Regions from separate parts of the Mus musculus genome. Here regions 1 and 3 are each linked to region 2. A link is a loop called in an ENCODE intact Hi-C map of the cell type or tissue named here. Cell type or tissue: heart. All regions are shown on one strand.

The links. Peaks named below come from ENCODE experiments on the same cell type or tissue, not always from the same donor. Only the 100,000 strongest peaks of a DNase experiment are listed, where the experiment ranks them.
Region 1: it touches region 2 in a loop (11-fold over the local background); 10 of 42 quality-filtered maps call a loop at or near these places.
Region 3: it touches region 2 in a loop (2.5-fold over the local background); 4 of 42 quality-filtered maps call a loop at or near these places.

Annotation. Positions count from the first base shown.
Region 1 is chr11:86,253,925-86,261,924 of GRCm38, reverse strand. Ints2 (integrator complex subunit 2) reads left to right here and starts at 4,331. Exons shown (of 25, transcript NM_027421.3): 1 at 4,331-4,721; 2 at 5,596-5,902; 3 at 6,441-6,579. The coding sequence starts at 5,607. All of the region lies in intron 2 of Brip1os (BRCA1 interacting protein C-terminal helicase 1, opposite strand), which reads right to left. In heart, no CTCF peak of the experiment used is centred here; a DNase peak (open chromatin) is centred at 4,314; H3K4me3 peaks cover 1,762 bases; H3K27ac peaks cover 1,376 bases.
Region 2 is chr11:86,354,291-86,362,290 of GRCm38, reverse strand. It overlaps Med13 (mediator complex subunit 13), which reads left to right and starts at 4,695. Exons shown (of 30, transcript NM_001080931.2): 1 at 4,695-4,831; 2 at 6,783-7,017. The coding sequence starts at 4,766. Gm38937 (a long non-coding RNA gene) reads left to right here. Exons shown (of 3, transcript XR_880098.1): 2 at 1,693-1,800; 3 at 2,200-2,279. In heart, a CTCF peak has its summit at 3,831 (motif pointing right); DNase peaks (open chromatin) are centred at 3,940 and 4,880; H3K4me3 peaks cover 2,777 bases; H3K27ac peaks cover 1,673 bases.
Region 3 is chr11:86,480,232-86,488,231 of GRCm38, reverse strand. It overlaps Rnft1 (ring finger protein, transmembrane 1), which reads right to left and starts at 3,575. Exons shown (of 9, transcript NM_029788.5): 1 at 3,433-3,575; 2 at 1,727-2,171; 3 at 1,500-1,576. The coding sequence starts at 2,120. In heart, CTCF peaks have their summits at 3,524 and 4,185; DNase peaks (open chromatin) are centred at 3,111 and 3,761; H3K4me3 peaks cover 2,398 bases; H3K27ac peaks cover 2,201 bases.

The sequences.
Region 1 (8,000 bases), 100 kb after region 2:
GCCACTTCACCTCCTTCAGTCCTTCCCCTAACTCCTCCATTGGGCTCCCTGCTCACTCTGATGAATTGGCTGCTAGATCCTTGTATTTCTGAAACATTGTTACTGTTTCCCAAGAGTACTGAGTAGTTCAATCTTTAATTTCTTGAACCATCACTTGTAGCACGTGCTTTCTTCTTGTTTATTCCTCTGAGGATAGGGAGAGGAAGTAAATCAGAGTCAGCCAGCCAGTCAAAAGGATGCTCACTTAATTTGGTAAAGTCTTCTCTTGATTTAAACAAAATGTATGAACAATGTTTCACCTAATCTAAGCCTTCAATAATTATGACACCTTTGTGTCCCACTAAGGGGAAATTTTACCAAGTAAAACAACACTACTGATAAGCCTGATTCAGAGATGTCAAAATTTAAAAAGAAATGCCATCACAGAATTTATAAAGTATCGTCATAGTTGGGCATAAAATGGGCTTCGTACTACAGTAGTCATTAAAAGAGATTGTTTCTTCAGTTTTGTATGATAATCAAATTTGAGATAATCAAAGTTGTAACATAAACAAATAGACTTATTCCTACTTTAAAGAACTATTTACTATTTGTGAAGATAATATAATTAAACTTTTGAACTACAAGGTATTTGTGAAAGCTGATTTTACCTTCTTTAAGGAGTCAAACTGTGAGGACACAATTAAAACTCCAAACAATTTTTTTTTTCTTTTTTTTGGATTTTCAAGATAGGGTTTCTCTGTGTAACCCTGGCAGTCCTGGAACTCTGTAGACCAGGCTGGCTTGAACTCAGAAATCTGCCTGCCTCTGCCTCCCAAGTACTGGGATGAAAGGCCTGTGTCATCACTGCAGGCCTAAAACTCCAAACTTGATGGCTGTTTTTTTTTTTTGTTTTGTTTTGTTTTTTTCAGTAGGGTGGCCAAATTCTGTACGATTACCCAAATAGTTTGGCAAGCATTGTTTTCATGATTTGAAAGACTTCTAAGTTGATAAGAGTGCGACCTCCATACTTTTGCCTTAAGAATTCAAGCTGTGCTCACAGTGACTGAAAGGAAAAACGAAGCAAGGGGGACAATGAGAAAGGGACATTTCCGCACTCACTTCTGAGTCATTCAGGCTGGGCTCATTTACTGTTCTGTTTCTTGAGGTGGGCTGTGCGTGCATGGCCCTGATCTGAAATATCACCTTGTTCTTAGGTGAGCTCTTCTTATTAGTCCATCAAACCAATGCCTTGAGTCCTCTTTCTCTTTTCCTGTGAAAAGGCTACTCAGGAAGTTTAAATTGTTTAATCTCTTAGTTTTGATCCTTCCAGCTCTCCCCTTTTTGTGAGACAGTCATTTTGAAGTTCAGCCTGTGTGTGCTGAAATTACAAATAAGTTCTCTTCTCTCTCTGTCTTCCTGTCTCTTTTGAGACTGGATCCATGACCCACAGAGATCCTGCCTGTCACAGAGATCCTGCCTGTGCCCCGGAAGTGTTGGGATTAAAGGCACATGCCACCAAACCCAACCAATAATTGTATGCTTTGTAATTGTGAAATCTATTTCAATTACATTTTAAAAAAATATGCAGAATTGGACTTGATGGTGCACATCTGTAATTTCAAGAACTGGAAAGCTGAAGTGGTAGGATCCTGAGTGCTAAGGCTTCACATATAACAAGACCTATAACTCCTCACTATATCTCCTTCCAATAATAGGAAATATATCAAGTATTATGTGTATAAGACATTTGTTACCATCTACATTTGACCACATTGGGTATCTATGGCATATGATTATATATGATACATAATAGTTACAGATGATTGCATATATTTTGGTTCACAGTACTAAAGGTATTACTCTGAATCAAATGGGATAATTTGAGAAACACTGTATCACATCTCAGTTTTTCTGTTTCCTTTGCTGATTCTCTACCCTGAAAGCTGAGTTTATTTTCTGAGATTTTCCCTCTCTGAGAGCCTTAGAAATATTTTAAAAATTTTTTGTAAGCTAAGTGGTAGTAGTACAGGGCTTTTATCACAGCACTCTGTCATGGACACACAGAAAAAAACTGTCTTGAAGAAAAAAATTTAAAAGAAATGATCAGTCAAGCTGGGTGGTGGAGGCACACACCTTTAGTCCCGCACTTGGGAGGCAGAGAGACGTGGAGCTCTTTGAGTTCAAGGGTAGTCTGGTCTTCTGAGTTTTAGGATAGCCAGGGCTACACACACACACACACACACACACACACACACAAATCCTGTCTTGGTTGGTAATTCGTTGAAGGATGCTCAATTTTTTTTTTTTGTTTTTAAATATTCATTTATTTCCTTTTTCTGAGTTTAGGTGTTTTGCCTGCATATTCTGTGTACAATATGTCTTCAGTGCCCATAGAGGCCAGAAGAGAGTTTTGGAAATGTAATTACAGACTGTTAGCTGCCTTGTGAACTCTGGTCCTCTGGAAGATCAGCTAGTGCTCTTAACCATTAAGCCATCTCTCTGGCTCCAGAAATACTTTTTTTTTTCTTTTCTTTCTAGACAGGGTTTCTCTGTGTAACTCTGGCTTTCCTGGAACTCACTCTGTAGAACAGGTTGGCCTTGAACTCAGGAAATCTGCCTACCTCTGCCTCCCAAGTGCTGGGTTGAAAGGCGCCACATTTGCTCAGAAATATTTAATAAGCAAGCCAAGCCAAGCCAAGCCAAGCCAAGCAAGCAAGGAAACAAGCAAACAAGGAAAAACTATTGTGTGTGTGTCCTGCAGAGGCCAGAAGAGGGTGTCAAACCCCTTGGAGTTTTGGAGCCACAAGTATAGGTACTGGGAACTGAACTCAGGTCCTCTGAAGAGCAGAATTTTTTTTTTTAAAGATTTCTTTATTATTATATCTAAGTACATTGTAGCTGTCTTCAGACACCTAGAAGAGGGCATCAGATCTCATTATGGATGGTTGTGAGCCACCATGTGGTTGCTGGGATTTAAACTCAGGACCTTCGGAAGAGCAGTCAGTGCTCTTAACCGCTGAGCCATCTCTCCAGCCCAAAAGCTGCATTTTAATAAAATAGTTCAGAGGCTTGACAGATGGCACAGCATGCCAGGTGTTGGTCGCTGAGCCAGATGACATGAATTCAAGTCCCAGGACATACATGGTGGAAGGAGAAAATGAGCTTCCATGAGTTATTCTTTTTTCTCACAAGTAAACACATGCACAAATGTCACACACACACACACACACACACACACACACACACACACACACACACACAAACGCGCGCGCGCGCGCGCAAGGTCATGCAAACCTTGGGTGAACCAGGAACAACAACCACAACAAAAAACGTAAGCTGGTGAAGATGGCACAATCCTATAATTCCACAATTTGAAAGGCTGAAGCAGAAGTTCAGAGCAGCCTGGACTACATAGTGTGGCGCTGTCTCCAGAACATTTATTATGAGATAAATAGACTTGCAATTTTTAAGATGGTGAGACTTTAGTTTTGATTTTCTTTCACAAGTGCCACATATAATATTGAGAAGGTTCCACTGAATTCGTTCCTAAAATTCACTCTTGAATAGGATTTTTGTAACCTCGAGACCCGAGAAAGCTACCAAACATAGAGCCTCTAGTATGAGCCCTGGGCAGACAGAGGGGTTGTGTCAAGTACCAGTCATCCTTGTCTACATAATGAACTCCAGGCCAACAAGGACCACATATACCTTGTCTGAAAAACAAAACCAACCTCGAATGCAAGCCGGAAGTGGTAGCATGCGCTTATAATTTGGGTACACACCATAAAACTAAATAATGAAAAGTTATTACACTTTGGCCTTAGTGTATAGACTTATGATTAATTACTTTTTTTTTTTTTTTTCGACACATGGTTTCTCTGTGTAGCCCTGGCTGTCCTGGAACTCACTCTGTAGACCAAGCTGGCCTCGAACTCAGAGATCCGCCTGCCTCTGCCTCCCAAGTGCTGGGATTAAAGGCGTGCGCCACCACTGCCCGGCTTCATTACTTTTAAAATTCCCCTACACACAGGTCTTGGGATTCTAGAACTTTCTAGACCGCACCGGCAGGGGTTTAAAGGAGGCTGCAATCGGGTTCCATTAGGCAAATTTCTGTGGAGGAACAGAGCGGACAACTTTTGCCATTTAATACATTATTGTTATTTAAATGTCGCGATAATTGGTTCGGGGGTCGGGATTTCGCTCTGACCGTTTAGGAACTCATCTGACAAGGTTCCAAGAGAAAAGCTCTGGAAAACAAGAAAGTGTAACACTCCACGCTTTCGGAAGCGGGGAGGGCGGTGACGGAGGAAGGGGCGGGCCTGCGCATGCGCAGAGCGGCCCTAAGCTGGCTTTTCTTATCGCCGCCGACGTCTTCTCAGTGCTGTACGGTGGCCGGCGCGTGCCAGAAGCTTGGGATGAATGGAGGTGCAGGGTGCAGGTTGAACTAAGTCTCTGCTTTCCCCTCTCTCCTGGTTGCTTCTCCCTTTTTTTTCCCTTTCCTTTTTACTTTTTTTTTTTTTTTTGCAGTGTCCCCATTCTGATTCTCGCTCTGTCGACGGCACTGTTGGTGCCAGCGTCAGAGTTCTTGGTGCCTGAGTCGACTCCGGGCATTGCCGGGGTTTGGGGATCTGGATAATCACCTAGGCCCAACTTCGGACCGCGCTCTCCATTTCTGCCTCGTCTGGCTCTCGGAGGCGGAATCCGAGTGGGTCCCTTGAGGCTGGAGGGTTGATCTTAAGGTATGAAGCGTCGGCTTCTCGGGCCCAAGTGCCGCTTTGTCTGAAGTCCGCCTGACTCTTCGCAGCCCGGGTCACTCGATTCTCATTGCTGCCTGGCAGAGACCCCTGAGTCCTGTCACCTCTGCCTTGAGCTTACTCTACTGTTAAAAGACCAGCGCTTACTATTGAAACAGCAGCATTTCTGCCTACGATTCTTTGTCCACAGCTCTGCTAGGGAGTAGGTCTTAAGACTGAGTGGTCTCTGTTAACTGTTCCATGTCACCTCTCTTTTCTGCTACCTTTTGAAAATTTACTCAAAACCACAGTGCCCAAGTGAGACTCTCTTTAACTCCTTCAGCTGACTGTACATACACATCTACCTCTATAACAATAGGGGTACGGAATAGCGTTGTGGCTTTCAGAACCATGCCTCTGACATTACTTTTGGCCCGTGAGATGATTTACCAGTGTTTCCATGTAGTTGGGAGGTAGAAAGAGAAGCCCAACTGATATTTATATTTATCTGGTAGGCTTGTAAAATGAAAGAGATCTGGCTGCAGCCGTTCATTTTCTCTCCATATTTCATGGAACTCATGTAATGGGCATAATGAGGGAAGTCTTGGCTGTGTTCAGGGTAGGAGGGTTCACTGGGACACAAAGTATTAGAGCAAATGATCTCTAAATTGAGAAGAAACATTAATCTGCAGTTTTCCTTCTTATCTTCCAGATGTCAGTAGAAACATAGAGACAGAAACCTGAGCTTTAATTGTGCCAACAACATTGCCAATGCAAGGACCTACTAAGTATTTAGTATACTTTGTTAGATTTTAAAGAAGGTTGTCATATATGTGGGAAGTAGATACCGATTTTCATTTTGTTGTTTTGGACTCCTTAGGATCGAGAGCGATGACGCCCGAGGGTACAGGCCTGCAGTTTGTCAGCCCTTTTGCTTTTGAAGCTATGCAGAAGGTGGATGTTGTCCGCCTGGCGTCCTTAAGTGATCCGGAATTAAGACTCCTCTTGCCCTGCCTGGTGAGGATGGCACTTTGTGCTCCTGCTGACCAGAGCCAAAGTTGGGCACAGGATAAGAAACTTATACTTCGCCTCCTGTCTGGAGTGGAAGCTGTCAACTCCATTGTTGCACTGTTGTCTGTGGACTTCCACGCTCTAGAACAAGATGCCAGCAAAGAACAGCAGCTTAGGTAAAGTTCACTTGTGTGTTAGGACTTGGGAGTTACTTGATATTCCAGAGGAGGGGGTTGTAATGATGCTCAGGTCTGTCAGAGCTCCCCCAGCAAAGGGAGAGTAATGTCTGAGAAGCATTTGACAGAGGTCTTTTCTAGTTAAATTCCTAAGAGCTGCTTTCTGTGTTATAAAATGTTGCTCAGAGAAGATTAGCTACATATTAGGTCAGTTACTCTGAGTGGGGACTGAGGAGGAGAAAGTCTTCTAGAGTGGAAGGTTTTATGGGAATGACTGAGCTTTTAAAATTACGTTGCTCCCCACTCCCCCCCCCCCAGACTCCAGGCTGGTTTTGTATCCTTTCATGTCCCTTGTGTATCTGAAAGCTATTGTTACTGAAGTCTGTGGCAATTACTAATTTACAGTTTCTGAGCTCTTGCAATATATAGACAAACAGTGTTTCGGAGGAATGGAAACCATTTACAATGAGTGGATTATTGCAGGAAAGGATTGCCTTGCCAGTGTCTTAATGTGTTTCCCATGTTTGGACTTCACTAGGCATAAACTTGGAGGAGGCAGTGGAGAGAGCATCCTGGTATCACAGCTTCAGCATGGGCTGACACTAGAGTTTGAACACAGTGATTCCCCTCGTCGATTGCGGCTTGTGCTGAGTGAATTGTTGGCAATTATGAACAAGGTGCTTTAAAAAAAACCTCCCTTTTCTTTTTTCTTTTTTTTTTTTTTGCATTTTTTTTTCGAGACAGGGTTTCTCTGTGTAGCCCTGGCTGTTCTGGAACTCACTCTGTAGACCAGGCTGGCCTCGAACTCAGAAATCCGCCTGCCTCTGCCTCCAGAGTGCTGGGATTAAAGGCATGTACCACCACGCCCAAAAACTCCCTTTTCATCTCACAATATCCATGACTTAATATTTACATCTAGAAAATAGTAAAAAGGGCTGGTGAGATGGCTCAGTGGGTAAGAGCACCCGACTGCTCTTCCGAAGGTCCAGAGTTCAAATCCCAGCAACCACATGGTGGCTCACAACCATCCTTAATGCAATCTGATGCCCTCTTCTGGAGTATCTGAGGACAGCTACAGTGTACTTACATATAAATAAATAAATAAATAAATAAAAAAAAAAAAGAAAATAGTAAAAAAATATCAGCAAGAAGGCAGGCAGGTTACATGTTCTGCTAGTATTTCTGTTTGATTTGTGTTCTTTCAAAGACTGAAGTGATTTATTTTTTATTTTTAGAGATAGAGTTTCTCTGTATAGTTCTGACTTTCCTATAGCCCAGGTTGGCCAGATCCACCTGCCTCTGCTATCCAGTACTGGGATTAAAGGTGTGTGCCACTACACCCAACTATTCAGTATTTTTTTTTTTTCCAGACAGGGTTTCTCTGTGTAGCCCTGGCTGTCCTGGAACTCACTCTGTAGACCAGGCTGGCCTCTGCCTCCCAAGTGCTGGGATGAAAGGCGTGTGCCACCACTGCCTGGCAGGATTTTCTTTTTGTGTGTGTACGGAATTGATATAATTGTTTTTAAGATCATCAAAATAATTTTTACATTTTTATTTATTTTATGTGCATGAATGTTTTGCTTGTATATATATCTGTGTACTCTCTGAGTGCCCGGAGTCTGCAGAGCTCAGAAGAGAGCACAGGATAACTTGGACTGGAGTCTTTGATTGGGAGCCATGATGTTGGTGCCAGGACCCAAACCTAGATCCTCTGCAAGAGGGAGGAGTGCTCTTAGCCACTGAGCCATGTTTTCTCTCCAGCCCCCTAAACATCTGTCATTTCACTTGTAGAAATGACTAAGTTGGATAGCACCTTTTTGTTGGGCTTGACTTTGAATCTCTAGAACATCTGTACATGGTGTACATCTGTAATCTAGTGGGCCATGGTAAGGTGGGAGACCAGAGAATCCTTGGAAGCTCCAGGCCAGGTACCTTGGTGTGCACACCAAACAACAGAAAGAGGGACCCATTGGGTTAGAGAGATGGTTTATCAGTTAACAGTACTAATTGTCTTACAGAGGACTCCGGCATGGCTTCCAGCCCCCACCTGGTGGCTTACAATCATCCATGACACAGGCGATGCACAGACAAATCAGGG
Region 2 (8,000 bases):
TTGATAGAAAACTTGAGGCTGAGCATAGTTGTTATACTTTCAAGAAAAGTAGCAATTTAGGTTTTTCATAGATGGAAAGACAATGTTTTCTTCTTTTCTGAGCTGGCTGATTTCATTTGCTTTGTTCCCCCACCTTTGTATATTCACATTCCCTGACTGAAATGCTGTGTAACTTCTTAGTCCTTCTTTCTATTGAATTAAGTACAACATTAAACCATTAACATGACCTTAAGAAAAATCAATACTGTCTCTAGGCTGAAGATCACTCTCTCTAGGGCTTAATTGGTTCCTTCTTTGCTTTCAGCTTTTGACTCTAAACTTGTATTACCCAACACAGTAGCCCTTAGTCACGTTTAGCTATTGGGCCCTTGAAATGTGGCTGGTCTGGATTGGAATATTCTTTGGGAAAAACAAACAAACATGGATTTTGGAAGGTTTGGCTAAAAACAACTTTTAAAAAAGGGATAGCTATATGAATATATTTTATATGAACTACATGTAAAATGATATAGTTTCTGATATATTGGCCAAAGATTTTAATATGTCTAACAAACAGTAATTGAAATTATAGGATTTATTTGGCTTTGTTTCATTTCTATTGGCTAGCGCTACTCTAGACTTGGCTTTTTTTTCCAGAATCATGGGTAGAGGATTAATCCTAAGGTCAAATGCTGCCCTTTCCTGGACTTCGCTATATCAAGTAAGGAGTCCACAGGCCAGAGCCTCTGACATTCCATACAGAATGGAGTTCCTGAAAACCCAAAAGACTTACAGAATGGTTTTAGGTGCAGAGATCACTGAGTGGATCTGTATTTCAAAGAGAAGATAGCCAGTAATTATTGACCCAAGGCTACCTCTCAAAGTCATTTTGAAATTCCTACTGGGCTACTGTTAGGTATTTTTTCCTCTCTCTTAGTCACTGCAACAACTCTCACAGCTGGTGCCATTTTACAAACCCATTTTATAAATGAGTCAATTGGAATTGTGAGGCAAGAAGGAATAGTTTTGACTGCATTTGGTCCAACTGTCCAGATGTCATATCTAGTATCTTCTCCATCTTATTCTTGCATGTTCTTACACACATACACACACACATACACTATGTGCTGTGTAAACTGTATAATGTACAACAACAATGTAATCTGAACCCTATAGAAAAAGATTATAGAGAAAAACGGGAAGATTTGTTTGTTTGCTTATTTATTTATTTATTTATTCATCCATCCATTTATTCATTCATTCATTCATTCATTCAAGGTCTTGCTATGTAGCTCAGGCAGGTCTCAAGCTCACTCATGATTCTCCTGCCTCAGCCTTTTGAGTATATATATATATATATATAAATACATAGGGTTTTTAAAATAGTATATATATATATACTATTTTAAAAAAAGCAATTGATGAACCTACATTGACACATCACTGTTTCCTAAAGTTTCTATTTTTGTTTCTCTTTAGCTCACACAAAATGTCATCTTAACACAATGTAGGTGGTTCCCAAGATGCTCTCTGAGAGTGATGCTGGCCCCGTTTTCTCTTTCTCCCTAGGTTTCCATCCCTCTCTCTGCTGGGATCTTAGTCCTCCACTGCTCCGCTTCATTCCCCTTCTCAGTCTCTTCTGCTGTCACCCCTGCCCCATCCCCCTTGGTCCCAGAGTTCTTTCCTTCTTGAGAAGTCTTTTTTTGTTGTCAGATTCTCCTCTCTTTTGGAGAAGATTGACATTCAAATGAAAGTTCAATCAAATGTTACTTCCTACGTGGTAGATGTCAGGCAAATTCTACCTGCCCCTGAATTCCTAAGGTATGTATATGTGTGTCTGAGAGGGGGAAGAGGAGGAAGGGAGGGTGGGGTGGGGGGAGGGAAAAATTAAGGAGGATGGATATACATTAGAAAAGGAGTGGGAGAGGACATTTCAAGTTGAGGAAGAGAACAGAACAGGTATGTGAGGATTCTCTCAGAGAAGGAGAGATGAGTGAAGGAGCCTTTGCCTCACTGAGTCTTGGGATCCCTGACTCCTGGTGCTGGCACTCAGTTATAAAGGATACCGACCTTAGTTGATTTGAGCTCCTGGATTGAATTAGTCCTGGTTGTATAATTGACTTTGATATGTGGCCTTTGGATCTGAATTGGGCTTAATAAGATTTAACTGCTTCAAAGAGCTTTATAAGAATTCATTCTATCCTTCAAATCTGATTTCAGATGCTGCCTACTTGACGCCCTCTCAACTTGGAAACTCCTCCTCCAGCGCTCCTAGTGTGTCACACTTGATGCCTGCCTTATTCAGGTCACTGCCTTTTCTCTTATTCTGTAGGAATTGCTTCTCCAGAAATCCCGAGGAACAGGCACATACTCAAAAAATTATTTTTCTTTTCTATTGGAGGAAAAGTCTTGCCACTACCCGAGTCTGGTCTCGAACCCTCAGTCTTCCCGTCTTAGCCTCCCAAGTACGGGACTGCAGATGTGTGCTACCACTTGGTCATGATTTAGAAAATCATTTTAATGGTTAACATTCATGTGATTAAGGAAGCAATGGGACCAGTACTTATGATCAACATTATTTCATCAAACACTTTAGGAGAAAACTACTCTGATTATCCTTGATTTATGATAAACTAATTTGATTTAGGGTCAGATTTGATCTAAGGTCCACTGGCAAGCAGCAGAACTTTCTCTGCAAGTTTTTGGCTTGAGGACCTTAATCAGCACTAAGGTGGACAAAGAGGTGGTGAAGAATACTTTTCATTTTATGGCTAAAAAAGTAAGCTAGAAGAGTCTACTATTTTACAGAGATAATTGTGACTTAAAGTTCTGATAGCTCCTAACTGTTGTCTCTTCTTTTCTTCTTGAGACAGGGTGTTACTATGTAGCCTAGGCTAGCATGGAGCTTCCTTTGTGGACCAGAATGGCTTCAAACTCAGAGATTCCCCCTGCCTCTCCAGAGCTGGGATTAAAAGCTTGTGTCTTTACTCCTGGTATCATTATCTCTTAATCTTTCCCGATTCCTCCCTCGTCTCCTCCTAGAATCCTTTTAAAGTTTGCATGGAAAATGTTTTGAACTCTTCACTGAAGAGTAATCCAGCCCAGAATAATTGTTTGGGAAGGGATTTAACATCATACATGGTTTTTCTTATTCATTTCTAAGTTTTCAAATATCAAGTACCTACTGTGTGCTAGAACATTTTAAGGCACTGGACAGCTATAGCAACAAAGGGTCAGTTCTCCTGATTCTCACTCTCAGAGTTCACGTGTTTCTCAAAGTAACCACAGAAAGGAAGGATGGAAGTATAGTAATGCATGCCTTACACTGCTTATCGGGCGCAGGCACGAGGCTAGTGCTCAGGTTGTATTCATGCATCATATAACAAACATAACATTTGTTTTCCTCATTTTACAGATGAGGAAACTGAGTCACAAAGAGGTAAAAGACTGGCTCCAGCTTCGAATCCTGAACAGCAGGACTTTATTTCTAGTTCATTAACCACAAGACCATATCGTTTCATTTTTTTTACCTCTTTATTATAACTTAAAAAGAGAGGGCGAGGCTGGTGTCTATCCAGCTCTCATTCTTTAGCCCTAGAGTTCTGCGATGTACCCCGGCGGCCTTATGGAGTGAATGAGAATGCATTGGAACGTCTTTCTTTTTCTTTTCTTTTTTCTTTTTCTCTCTCTCTCTCTCTTTTTTTTTTTTTTTTGCCAACTTTCTCTTCCAAAGAATTTGAACTGATTTCCAAGTAATTCTCGATTTTGAAGTGAACCTTCCTGCGCTGCTGCACTTTCCCCAGCCAGCAGAAAGCTAGGGCCAAGACTCGGGTCATCTTAACCGGGGCATCCAGCAGATGGCGCCATGTTAGTAGCCACCAGCTGGCCGCCCGGTCCCCGGGGCTCCGAAAGCTTCCCTGCCCTCCCTCACCGCCTTCTCTCTCCCCCCTCCCTACGGAGCCCGGCCCACGTGACCTCGCGGCGGCCAATGGGCGAGCAGAGAGGGCGAGCTGGTCCCTGTGGCCGCCATTAAAGCGAAGGGAAAACCCGTGAATTCGGATTAAAGGGGGAAAAACACCGCCCGCTGGGCCCACAAAATGGGGGAGACTACGGCGTCCAGGCGGTGAGGCGGCAGGAGAGCAGACGTTAGGCAGGCTTGGCCCAGGGACAACACGAGGACACAGCCGGAGAATGGACTGAGCCCACAGACGCCGCCACCACCTCCGCCGCTGAGGAGACTCTGGGCTTAAGGACATCGCCGCTGCCGGGCCGGGGGCCCGGGGTGCTCTGCCGGTCCTCGCCCTTCCCGCCCCTCCGCGGGCGTCCCCGGGCCGCGGAGAACCCTCCCGGGCTTCTGGGCTCGGCCCGCTCGGACTCGGGCTCTGACTATTTATCGTGTACCTGATTGTTATTATTATTTTTTTGTTTTTCGTTTTTTTTTCTCTTTTCTTCTTTTAAATCTTTTTTTATTTTTCTGGTGGAAGGGACAGACATCCCTTCCCCTCCTCTCCGGAGAGGGACGCGCGTCCGCGGGCTCCGCAGTCCCGGCGGCCGGCCGAGCGCGGCGCGGCCCTCCCGCCTGCGGCCTCGGCCCCGGGCGGCTGGGTGCCTCCGGGCGGCGGGGGCCGCGGCGGCGCCGGGGGGCGGCGGGGAGGGCGGGCGGCCCGGCGGCCTCCTCCCCACCGCCCCCCGCCCTCCCCGGTGTCTGTGTTTCTCTCTCTGGTCGGAGGCGGCGGTAATGGCGGATGGTGGGTTGTGGCGCCGGCGGCGGCTGCTGTGAGGGACGATGAGTTCCTCCTTCGTGTCGAACGGGGCCAGCCTGGAAGATTGTCACTGTAACCTCTTCTGCCTGGTGAGTGCGGGGGCCGCGGGCGGTGGGGGAGGGGGCCGCGCCGTGCGCCCTTGGGCCGTGGGGGAGGGGGTCTGGGTCGCATCCAGATGCCGGTGTCCCCCGGCTAGGCCCCGCCGGAGTCGGCCTCCTCCGAGGCTCTGCGGCCGCCCCGGGAGGCAGCGTCCGCTCACCTACCGACCGGGGCTCTGCTGGGAAGAGGCTTGTCTTTCCCCCCACCCCCTCGGTCTTTCTCCTCCTCCTGTCTTGTTTTGGACTCTTTTCCCCATCCTAGTCTTTTCCTTAACTTGGGCTGCTTATCTGCCCGGATAGTAATATTTTCTTGTGTGCTTCTTGCTTCCCCGCCTCCCCGCCCCCCGCCCCTTGTATCGAACAGTGTATCCCTTTTCCACACTTTCCACGATTGCCCCTGCTCGACTGCCTTTAAGCTCGCTTTTCCCTTGTAAGTGGGCTTCTCTTAAACAGGACCCCCCCAAAAACTTACGTATTAAAACCCTCTTCGTTTTGTAAGTTAAACTAATACAGGGGTAGTGTCCTTATGGGTGACTTCAGATCTTTGTGTAAAAACAGTGTGTGCCGGTTCATATGTTTTCTTTTTAAACTTTGAAAACATTTTGCCATTTTGACAATTTCTAGCCATCTTGCTTTTATTAGAACATTATGTTTTTGTGAGAGTGGAGGGGCAAGTGGAGGAGGTACTGTGGTTTCGCACTAAACGTTCTATATTTGTCTGTTTTGCTTACGTTTTAAGAATGTTTTGAGCTGGCTGTTCCTTTTATTGAACTGAAAAGTCTGGGGCAGCTGGAATTAGGGATGTTCTAGTACGTGTATGTAGGTCGGCCCAAATCGGATAACACTCAAGAGTTAAGACTTTTGTCAAAAGTACCAACTGTTGCAAATATCTAGTCCTGAATTAAACGATAGCCGAGCTTCCTGAATGACTAAGTTAGAGTGACTTTTTTCATTTTTCGTGTGCTCTGAGAAATATTAAGTCTATCATAGGTAAGTGAATTAAGTGGGTGGAGCATAACTAGTTGGCAAGCATAAACTGCCAGTCATGTATCAGCAGTTTCATTTTTGGCACCTTATGCTTTCTGTCACTAAGTTAGAATAAGGAATTACTGAATTTCCTTTGTTGAATCTCTTTCACGATGTGGTAAATGGGGATCTTCAGCACACTTACGTCTTACAGATTAGACTGGTTTTCTTGACATGTCCATTAATCAGCATCTCGTCACATGTAGTAAGATGTACAGCAGGTTTAACGTTTCTGTCTTCCCCAACTGGATCTATTTTTGGCACTTTGGGTTTTTTTTTTTTTTTTTTTTTTTGAAGCTAGATTAGCACAAATCTGACAGCTCTTTGGAAGTGGTTCTTTCCTTGGAGCTGTGTGCTTGTGGAGAATTAACAGGCTTTTTTTTTTTTTCCTTAAGAAAAAAAAAATTCAGATGGTTTTCGTATTAGAGCCATGACTTCTTACAAACCTGGAATGAGAGTCTTTACTTTCCAGTTCACCAAGGATCAAATGTGACTGACAGAGAGGACTGTAGGACAGAGGAGGAGGCTAGACTTACTGTGCAGGCTTAGCATCATTGTCTCATTGGTCAGCTCTGGATATGTTGCATTTATTGTAGACTTGCTACTCAGTGACATCTTTGATAATTTATGTAACAGTTTTGTGTTCTTTTCCTTAAGCTCTTGTTGGTTGAAACATTAGAATTCTTTGCTGTGGTGTTTTTGGTTTGTTTGGTTGTTTATTTTGGTCATATCTTTAGGTACTTAAGCATGCATTAAAAATAGTGATGTTTTAATGAAATCAAGGACTTTATAGTGAATATATATTTTATATATAAATATATAAATAGTATACTTATATTATTATACTTAATAACAAATATTTATTACTTAGAGTGAATGAACAATAATATAGATATTTTGCTTTCTTTTCCTTCAGGCCGACTTGACAGGAATTAAGTGGAAAAGATATGTATGGCAAGGCCCAACTTCCGCCCCTATTCTGTTTCCGGTGACAGAAGAAGACCCCATTTTGAGCAGTTTTAGTCGATGCCTTAAGGCAGATGTACTTGGTGTTTGGCGGCGAGATCAAAGACCTGGAAGAAGAGAATTGTGGATATTTTGGTGGGGTAAAGATCCCAATTTTGCTGACCTTATTCACCATGACTTATCAGGTGAAAGCACTTTATCCTTTTTAACTGTGCCTTAGCAATGTTGTACACTTTCCCAATGTGCTTCTGCTGTGGTGGACGGCCTTGTCAGCCTGGATCTGTAAGAGGGTTGCCATGCTCTGTTTCACCATCTTTGTTTTGGTTTCCTTAAGTTACCTGTGTAGATTCCAGGAGACTTGAACTCTGACTGAGTTTCTTCCTCTACCTCCCGGCTTCTTTCTGTAATTTCTCACAGGCAGTTTGTATCTAGGGAAAGCATTTTCATTAACCTGAGAAAAATGGAATCTGGAAGCATGTTATTTTTACAGTTATATAATAGTCTTGAAGCCAAGTGTAACTCACCTTTGAGTCTAGTTTGCTGTGTTCTTTTTTGTCTGACCCCGTGGGCAGGCCTAGAAATGTAACTTTGTTTGGCATAGATTTTCAAAAGTATAGTTGTATTTTAATATTATTTATGATTATGTATTAACTCGGGGAGGCATATGCTGTTTTTGGGGGGTGGGGGGTGGGAGGGTCTTTAGACCCTGCTTCGTCAAAGGGTATATTAGTAAGGACAAGGGCCATCTCATTAACTTTTAAAGGACAAAGGTCATTATCTGAAAGGTTGTACAGAAACGGTTTATTATGAGCACATCAATATTTCTTTTTTTTTTATTTTCTTGACTTTTAGGGCCAAATATACTTTAGAAAGAAACTATAGCCCTTTATGAAAATTACTGGTTATGTTTATTTTAAACTCAGTGTAAGTGTATCTTTGACTAGATACTCTCGGAGGGAACCAAGTTCTAGTTTGATAAGAGTTTTGACAGCTAAATTGAAAATTTTTAAGGTCTTTAAAATTTTCTGTGTGAGCAGGGAGTGTAGGTGTGGGTGTAGATATGTGTGCCACCATGTTGTGTAGAGGTCAGAGGACAACGTTTTTGGAGTCCTGCTTCTTCCATCTTGGTGAGACAGGGTTTTACTGATTGTTTTGCCCTTAGGAAGCT
Region 3 (8,000 bases), 130 kb before region 2:
GAGCAGTCAGTGCTCTTACCCACTAAGCCATCTCGCTAGCCCGGAAACCTCTACACATGACTTCACCACTAAGTCAAAACACTGGCACACTGAAAATACTATATAAGAATGCTTCGGGCTGGAGAGATGGCTCAATGGTTAAAGGCACTGACTGCTCTTCCAGAGGTCCTGAGTTCAAATCCCAGCAACCACATGGTGGCTCACAACCATCTGTAATGAGATCTGATGCCCTCTTCTGGTGTGTCTGAAGACAACTACAATGTGCTTATATATAATAAATCTTAAAAAAAAAAAAAAAAAGAATGCCTCTGGGCTATGTGGGTAAGGCAGACAGAAAACAACTTAAAGACACCTCATTATATATGGATAAAATTTCCAATGTTAAAGAAGTCAATCTGGTACTAATATTTTTGTTCTCTAAAGAGAGGGTCTCACTCTGTAGCACAAGGAGGCCTGGTACTCACTGTAATATTCCAGACTGGTTCTGAATTCATGACAATCTTCCTGCCTCAGCAGCCCCAGTGCTGGGATTATAAGCACATACCACTATGCCCAGAATTAACCTGTGCTAGTTTTGAATATGCACTAAAATTTTTGTTAATATGCTATACTATAAATTCCCAGATACAACCCCTCTTCTGGTGAAATTTCATAGATTCTTGGAACTTTTTCTAATGATTCAGATGATTAAAACTTTTCACATTACTAGAAAAACTTCTTGAGATTATTCTTTTTAAATAAGAGACATCTGCCATTCGTGACAGGGCATGCCTTTAAACCCAGCACTCAGGAGGCAGGCGTAGCTCTTGAGTCTGAGGCCAGCCTGGTCTACACAGTGAGTTCCAAGCCAACCAGAAAGTCATAGTGAAATCCTGTATCAAACACCCACGTAAAACACCAGGGCCAATGTAGTCAGTGCTTGCTTTTATTTCCTGCCAGTCTCATGCAGCATCAATCAGCTTTTAAAATGATATTATACTACTCTGTATAATTAACTCATAAAGTACAAAGGTCCTTGCCAAACTAGATCACACAGTGTGGTCTAAGTCTCTTAACCCTCCTGTCTAGGTTTGTTTTGTTTCCTTTTTTTAGGAACCAAACAACTTAAGTAAGGTTAGTTGTTTGGTTCCTAAAAATTGCTTAGTTACGCATTAGGACAGGGAACTTAAGCCGGGTGTGGTAGCGCATGCCTTTAATCCCGGCACTTGGAAGGCAGAGGCAGAGGCAGAGGCAGGCGGATTTCTGAGTTCGAGGCCAGCCTGGTTTACAAAGTGAGTTCCAGGACAGCCAGGGCTACACAGAGAAACCCTGTCTCGAAAAACCAAAAAAAAAAAAAAGGACAGGGTACTTATTTAGAAAATAAAACAAAGCATGTGGTGGCCATCACAATGTATCCTGTTGTTTCCTACTCCTCTGGAAAGTAACTTATATTTCTCTCAAAGTTATCTCTAATTCTGTAGAGAGAAAGAGTTAATGATTTAGTTGCTTGTCATACTTACTCTTAGAAAAACCTGATTTACAATGCTTTTGTTTGCATACATAAAAGTTGTTAGCAGCCCAATTCCAAGAGAAATTCCTGTTAGAAAATAAGTTCTAGTTAATTGAAAGAAAAGAAAAAAAACCAACAAGATTATATATACTGATATAATTTTTAAAAGCTAGCAACCAAAATATGTTAAAATTATTAATAAAATGGGAAACTTAATTCAGCAGTTTTATTTCCTACCTGTTATATGCTGCATAACAAGTTTAATACCCAGAATTAAAATATAAGGAAGACTTTTTTGCAACCACTTGAAGAGATAGCGGAATTCTGAGAAGGAGCCACTTCCATGTTCCCCAGACTCTGTAGCAAAGTCATCAGGTGGTCTTGCTTCACTGTGGGAGTAACTCCGGAAACGACCATGCACACATCCATGGGCACAAGTACAGACGCCTGACCTGGGATTTCTAGAGCTTGGATTTTCAGAATATTCTTTTGGTCCGGAGTTTATTTGGATATGTACATCCCCAGGGTGAAGGGAACCTTCTGTTGATCTTGAATGACCACACGGGGAGGCTGCAGCATCTTCATGTGCAGTGCCCGGAGGATCATGCAGTTGGTTACAGCTGGCTTGCATGGCCCTTGAGTATTTTCTCTCTAAAATGTCTTTGCTTCAGGACTCTTTCTCCTTAAAAGTAAAATCAAAGAGCAGAAAGCATTCTAAGTTAATCACAAGCAGTGCATCGGTTCATTAGGTGTCCTTTGTTCACTAAAGGGGCAGTTGACAGTCACAGACAAGTTTCAGGTCCTTCAATCTTTGCAACTGTCAAAGCTCTGCTGCCCTGCCCCACTCCAACCTCGAAGTCCAACTTGGCAAACCAAGAGTTTTGAACCAGGGGCTACTTAAAGTACAAAGCACTGCAGATGTCTTGATTTTTCAAATGTGCCAAAAGACATCAGCAAAGAGTCAAAGGGGTGCCCAGCAGATACCACAGTGAATAGCAGCACTAATGCTGAATAAGTTGGCTCATGTACTCTGAGGCAGAGTCCACATCAGGAAGTTTGCTAAGGGTGGGTGAGATGGCTGGGTAAGTCAAGACCTTTAATTTGAGTTAAATCCCCTAAACTCATATGGTGGAAGCAATGAACTGACTCCCACAAGTCCTCTGACACACACACTAAATAAATACAATAGATTTTTTTTTACAGATTCATTAATGTTTAGAAGGAAAAAAATCAGTGCCTTAATTAAGCATCAACAAAGATAATAAACACTTCATTTTATGCTGAAACAGCTTCCACAAAGCTAATAAGGTTTTCAGTAATTAATGGTGCCACCGAGAATATTGCTTCTCCTTCCAAAAGAATGTTAGTCAAATGCCTTTGAAAGAGGACCCTTAGGGGGAGTCATCACGTAATTGCTAAGTGATGCTTTAGTCTAAATAAGGAGTTAGCCTCCCGAATAAAAATGCCACCATCGGCTTGGTTAGGGGTGTCAGAAGAGAGGCTGTGGGCAGGGCAAGATCCCTACGTGATCCAGTGTGGATCTCGGACCAGGGTGCCAGAATCGTGCTGTCGCCCGACGAAACGCAGAGCCCACCGCCGGGCCTCTCCCGTTTCCCCCGCGATGGAGCTAGCTGCGGCGGAGGCTGGCTGGCTGAAACCGTGCAGTTACTGTGTGACGTTTCGAAGAGGCTCGGAAGCCACAGCGGCTCTATCGCCTCACTCTCTGAAGAGCGACTTGGGACAGGACAGTTTGTGTCTCTGCTATTAAAAAAGAAACACAAAACCTGCCCTCCTTCATACATAAACAAGAAAAGGGGAAAGGGAGAAAGAAAAGTCAACGCCAACTCTTCCGGAATCCGCGAGGACAGAGTTCTCCACCCACGTCCGAGCTTCGGCTCTTCTCCCCGGAAACCCTCCGCCTCACCCCCTTCCCCAGGCCTGACCTCTCATGACCAGGAGCGGGCGGCCTCGGCAGCCACAATACCAACAGCCCGACACGCGGCCGCAAGCCCTTCTCGCCAAGCCTTCAGCCTCGGACGCCACCAGCAGCGCTCGGCCTGGCCCCGCGGCGGCGCGCGCGCTCCCTAGACGTCGTCACGCGCGGCCCGCCTTCGCCGGGCCACGCCCTCGCCCAGTGGAAGAAGGAGCCTCTAGGCCCCGCCCCGCGCTCATCCCGGCCCCGCCCTTCCCAGCAGAGAAGGGAACCTTTAGGCCCTGTCCCGAGTCCCTAGCCCCGCCTTCACTGGGAGGAGGAGGAGGAGGGCGCATCTAGGCCCCGCCCTGAACATCGTAGACCCGCCCTGTCGCCCTGTGGCCCTGTTGGTGATGTTATACGAGTGGCGTAGTGGCGGACGTGTGTGCTAATTAAGTCTGCGTGGCTGTCACGTCTTGCGTGTATTAGTGATCAGTCACACGCTTCGGAGTCCTTCAGTACTTGAGGTTGAAAATGGGTAGGTCCAGGAACCTGCTCGGCAGCGGGCTGCGTACCGGGAGCCGCGATCTGGCTTCCGGCTGCGTGTTGCTAGCTACGCCAGACCCGCTGGGCTGCCTGGGCAGAGAGGTTGTGTGACCTGGATTCGGGTTCCAAGCCTGAAGTTGAACAGTGTGCCCTAGTTCGTGCCAGAACCGGGTGCCAGAACTGGATATCAGACGCGCCAGGAAGTTTGTGAGGCCCTGGAAGTAGATTTAGAAAACCCCGTGTTGGCGAGCAGGGAACTCGACTTCTAAAATAAAGGCTACTAAAGGGGAAAAAAGATACTACAAGGAAAAAAAAAAAAAACACAGTTCTGGAAAATCTAGGACATCATATGTATAACAGGATTCCTATGATTCTTGAAATTAAGTATTTCATCGGAGGCTGACGTGACTAGGCAAAAGTCTGGCGTTTTGCACACACTTGGCTTTTTGCAGAGACACTTCTGAGTTACGTGTCCAGTAATTTTGTCTTTCTACCTGACTTAAACCTTTCAAATACCTTGTCAAAATCTCCTTAGCCATGAAATTTTGTCTTCCTTTCATAGTAGTATAACTGAATCTACTGGTTTTAGCCTCAGCCCTTCATTCATCTTGAGACTATTCTTAAATTTCTCTCAAGTCAAAAAGCACTTTAAAAAATCCCAATGCTCTTTTGGATCTGCTTCTCTCTGTGACCAGCACATTAGCACTCTCTTTTTTTAAGACTTGGTCCCAAGTAGAACAGGCCTATTTGTGCCTGTGCGTGATGGTGACAGGTAGTGCCTGAACTGGTACGACAGAGGACACTTTTGGGAAATTTTCTCTCCTACCTTTATTTGGGTTCCAGGGAGCCAACTGAGACTGCAAATTTTGTGCACAGCAGAGATCCTATGTGAGTAGTTTTATTTTAAACTAAAATGAACGTATGATAAGCATTAGTGGCTCATGATTGTAATCCTAGAATTTTGAAGACTAAGACAGAAAGATGCTGTGAGTTCCAGGCCAATCTATGATACAGAGTAAAACTCTTTTTTTTTTTTTTTAAAGATTTATTTATTTATTATATGTAAGTACACTGTAGCTGTCTTCAGACACTCCAGAAGAGGGCATCAGATCTTGTTACAGATGGTTGTGAGCCACCACGTGGTTGCTGGGATTTGAACTCTGGACCTTCGGAAGAGCAGTCGGGTGCTCTTACCCACTGAGCCATCTCACCAGCCCCAGAGTAAAACTCTAAATCTCAAAAAATAACATAAATGCAAATTTAGGCAGCAGGAAAATCATGAAATGTCACATAATCACGCCCCAACGACAGCAGAACAACAGTTTGTAAACTTAATATACCTAATGTTCAAATTCCCATTTTATTTTTTTATGTATTTATTTTAGATTCATTTAGTATGTATACAACGTTCTCCCTGTATATATGCCTGCACACCAGAAGAAGGCACCAGATCTCATTACAGATGGTTGTGAGCCACCACATGGTTGCTGGGAATTGAACTCAGGACTTCTGGAAGAGCAGCCAGTGCTGTTAACCTCTGAGCCATCTCTCCAGCCCCAAATTCCCATTTTAACAATATAACACACTGAAGGCATATCAGTACATACTGGAAATTTATTAGTACATTTTATTCAAATACCTTGACTAAACAGTCACAGATTTGAAAGAGAGCACTTGAGATGAGCTTTGATTTCTGGGATAAGATTTCTTTTCACTCGAATCCGGAATATTAGAAACGGCGTTTTCATTCTAATTAGTTAGTTAAGAAAGCAAGGCTCGTGCCAGGCAAGATGTGCCTGCTGGTACAGCAGTGGCACAGAACAAGGGGAACCAACCACAGGAGGGAATTCAGATCAAGTACTGTCAACCTGGTCATGGCTCAGGAGGTCACAGGCCCTAAGGAGGAACCTACTGCTGTTCTAATAAGGGACATGTCAAACTGCCTTCTGAATATGCTTATATCCATAGACTAGTACTGCCCTCCGTTTGGGCCAAAGACACTGCAGTATCCAGCAGTTAATGCTGAGAGTGTTGAGCGCTTCTTGGTCAGGGCCATCTGTTTCAATCCTCCCTCCCTACCAGGCTAAGAAACATCTGGGAAGGAGGGTGGAGAGAGGTAAGAGCAGGAGGGAGGGGAGGGGTGCTGTGAGATTCTGTTTCAGGGACAAGGCATGGTTGTTGAACCCATGAACTTACGAAGCTCCGATCAGATCAAGATCAAGTTAACAGGATTAGTTAGCATTCTAGTAGGCATCACTGATTGGACTCAGTGGGTTACTGACAAAAACAAAAGACTAGAAGACATGAGAAGGGAAGGGAGATGTGCTGGAGGTGCCCGGGAAGACGGGGAGGAGAAGGAGGGGACCTCTGGAGACATGGGTATATTGAACAAGACGCAAGGTTCACATGAATGAAATTGTCAAATAATAAAAGATAATCTGCTAAAAGCAACAACAACAAAATCAGTAAATTCAAGTCAGTAATCCCAGAACTGGAAGCTGGAGGCAGGAGAATCTGGAGTTCAAGGCCAGCCTCACCTGTGTGAAAGCCCTGTCTTTAGCCAACCAACCAACAAGAAAACAAGCAAAAAAGCATTTACTAACTATTTACTGACAAAATTTGTCCTAGATACTCAGAGAGAATGAAAAACAACACAGCCCAAATCCCACAGGGAAGTCCGTCATTAGAGAGGCCTCACAACAAATAATTACAGTAGACTGGACCAGACGCTGTCATTAAGGGTTGTTTGCATTGCTGTGGAAGAGGTAGGAGACTTTAACTTGGTCAAGCAAGAAACACTTCATTATGGCTGTACCAGTTGCAATGAAGGCTAAAGAATGAGATCTGAGTATAGAAACATTTGGGGAGTGGGGGGCTGGAGAGATGGCTCAGCAGTTAAGAGCACTGGCTGCTCTTCCAGAGGTCCTGAGTTCAATTCCCAGCAACCACATGGTGGCTCACTACCAGCTAGAATGGGATTCGATGCCCTCTTCTGCAGTGTCTGAAGATAGCGACAGTGTACTCATATAAAAAAAGGAAGGGAGGGAGGGAGGAAGGAAGGAAGGAAGGAAGATTTGGTGGAAAAACACACTACTGAAATACCATGGCCCTTTGAGGACTTAGCTCTTTGGTTTTTGGAACAGCAGTAAGCATAGTAGAGAAGTGGAAGAGAAGTCCCAGTATAGAGGCAGCAATACAAAACAGCTAGGGGCCTCACCTAGCAGTCTGTACTTCATTCTTTATTTTTATTTTGTGGGCATTGTTGTTTTGTATGCATGTATGTCTGTGTGAGGGGTTGGATCCCCTGGAACTGGAGCCACAGACAGTTGTAAGCTGGGTGCTGCAAATTGAACTTGGGTTCTCTGCAAGAACAAGCCAGTGCTCTTCACTGCTGAGCCATCTCTCCAGTCCCCACTGTGGTTTGTTCTAATGGTTCAGGAGGAGCTACTGAGTTTTAAGCATCAGTTCTGTGACCAGAGTGTGTTTCCAGAAAATTCACAATCTAGTAGGACACAATGCAGGGTGAATCAAGCGGCTCTCAGTACGTCGGGTAGGAGGACCTTGTTAGTGTATCGGCATTCAGGGGGAGGATGAGAGTAGAGAGGTTGTAAGAGAGGAGTCCCAGGTTTCAGGTGGCAGCCATCACTCCCTACTCCCTCCCACATTGCACCCAAGATTATTTTTTTAAATGTATTAATTTATTTATTTAATGTATGCAAGTACACAGTTGCTGTCTTCAGACACACAAGGAAAGGGCATAGGACTCCATTACAGATGATTGTGAGTCACCATGTGGTTGCTGGGAATTGAACTCAGGACCTCTGGAAGAGCAGTCAATGCTCTTAACCACTGAGCCATCTCTCCAGCCCCCAAGATTATTTTTAAAGATTTATTTGTTTATTTTATGTATGTGTGTACACTGTAGCTGTCTTCAGACACACCAGGAGACGGCATCTCAGAGGTCCCAATCAGGTGCTGAAGACATGGAGGATTGATTCTTAGAGAGCTGCTGGTCTTCCATCTTTGGGTTTCTTTTAGTTGGAATCCCATAGA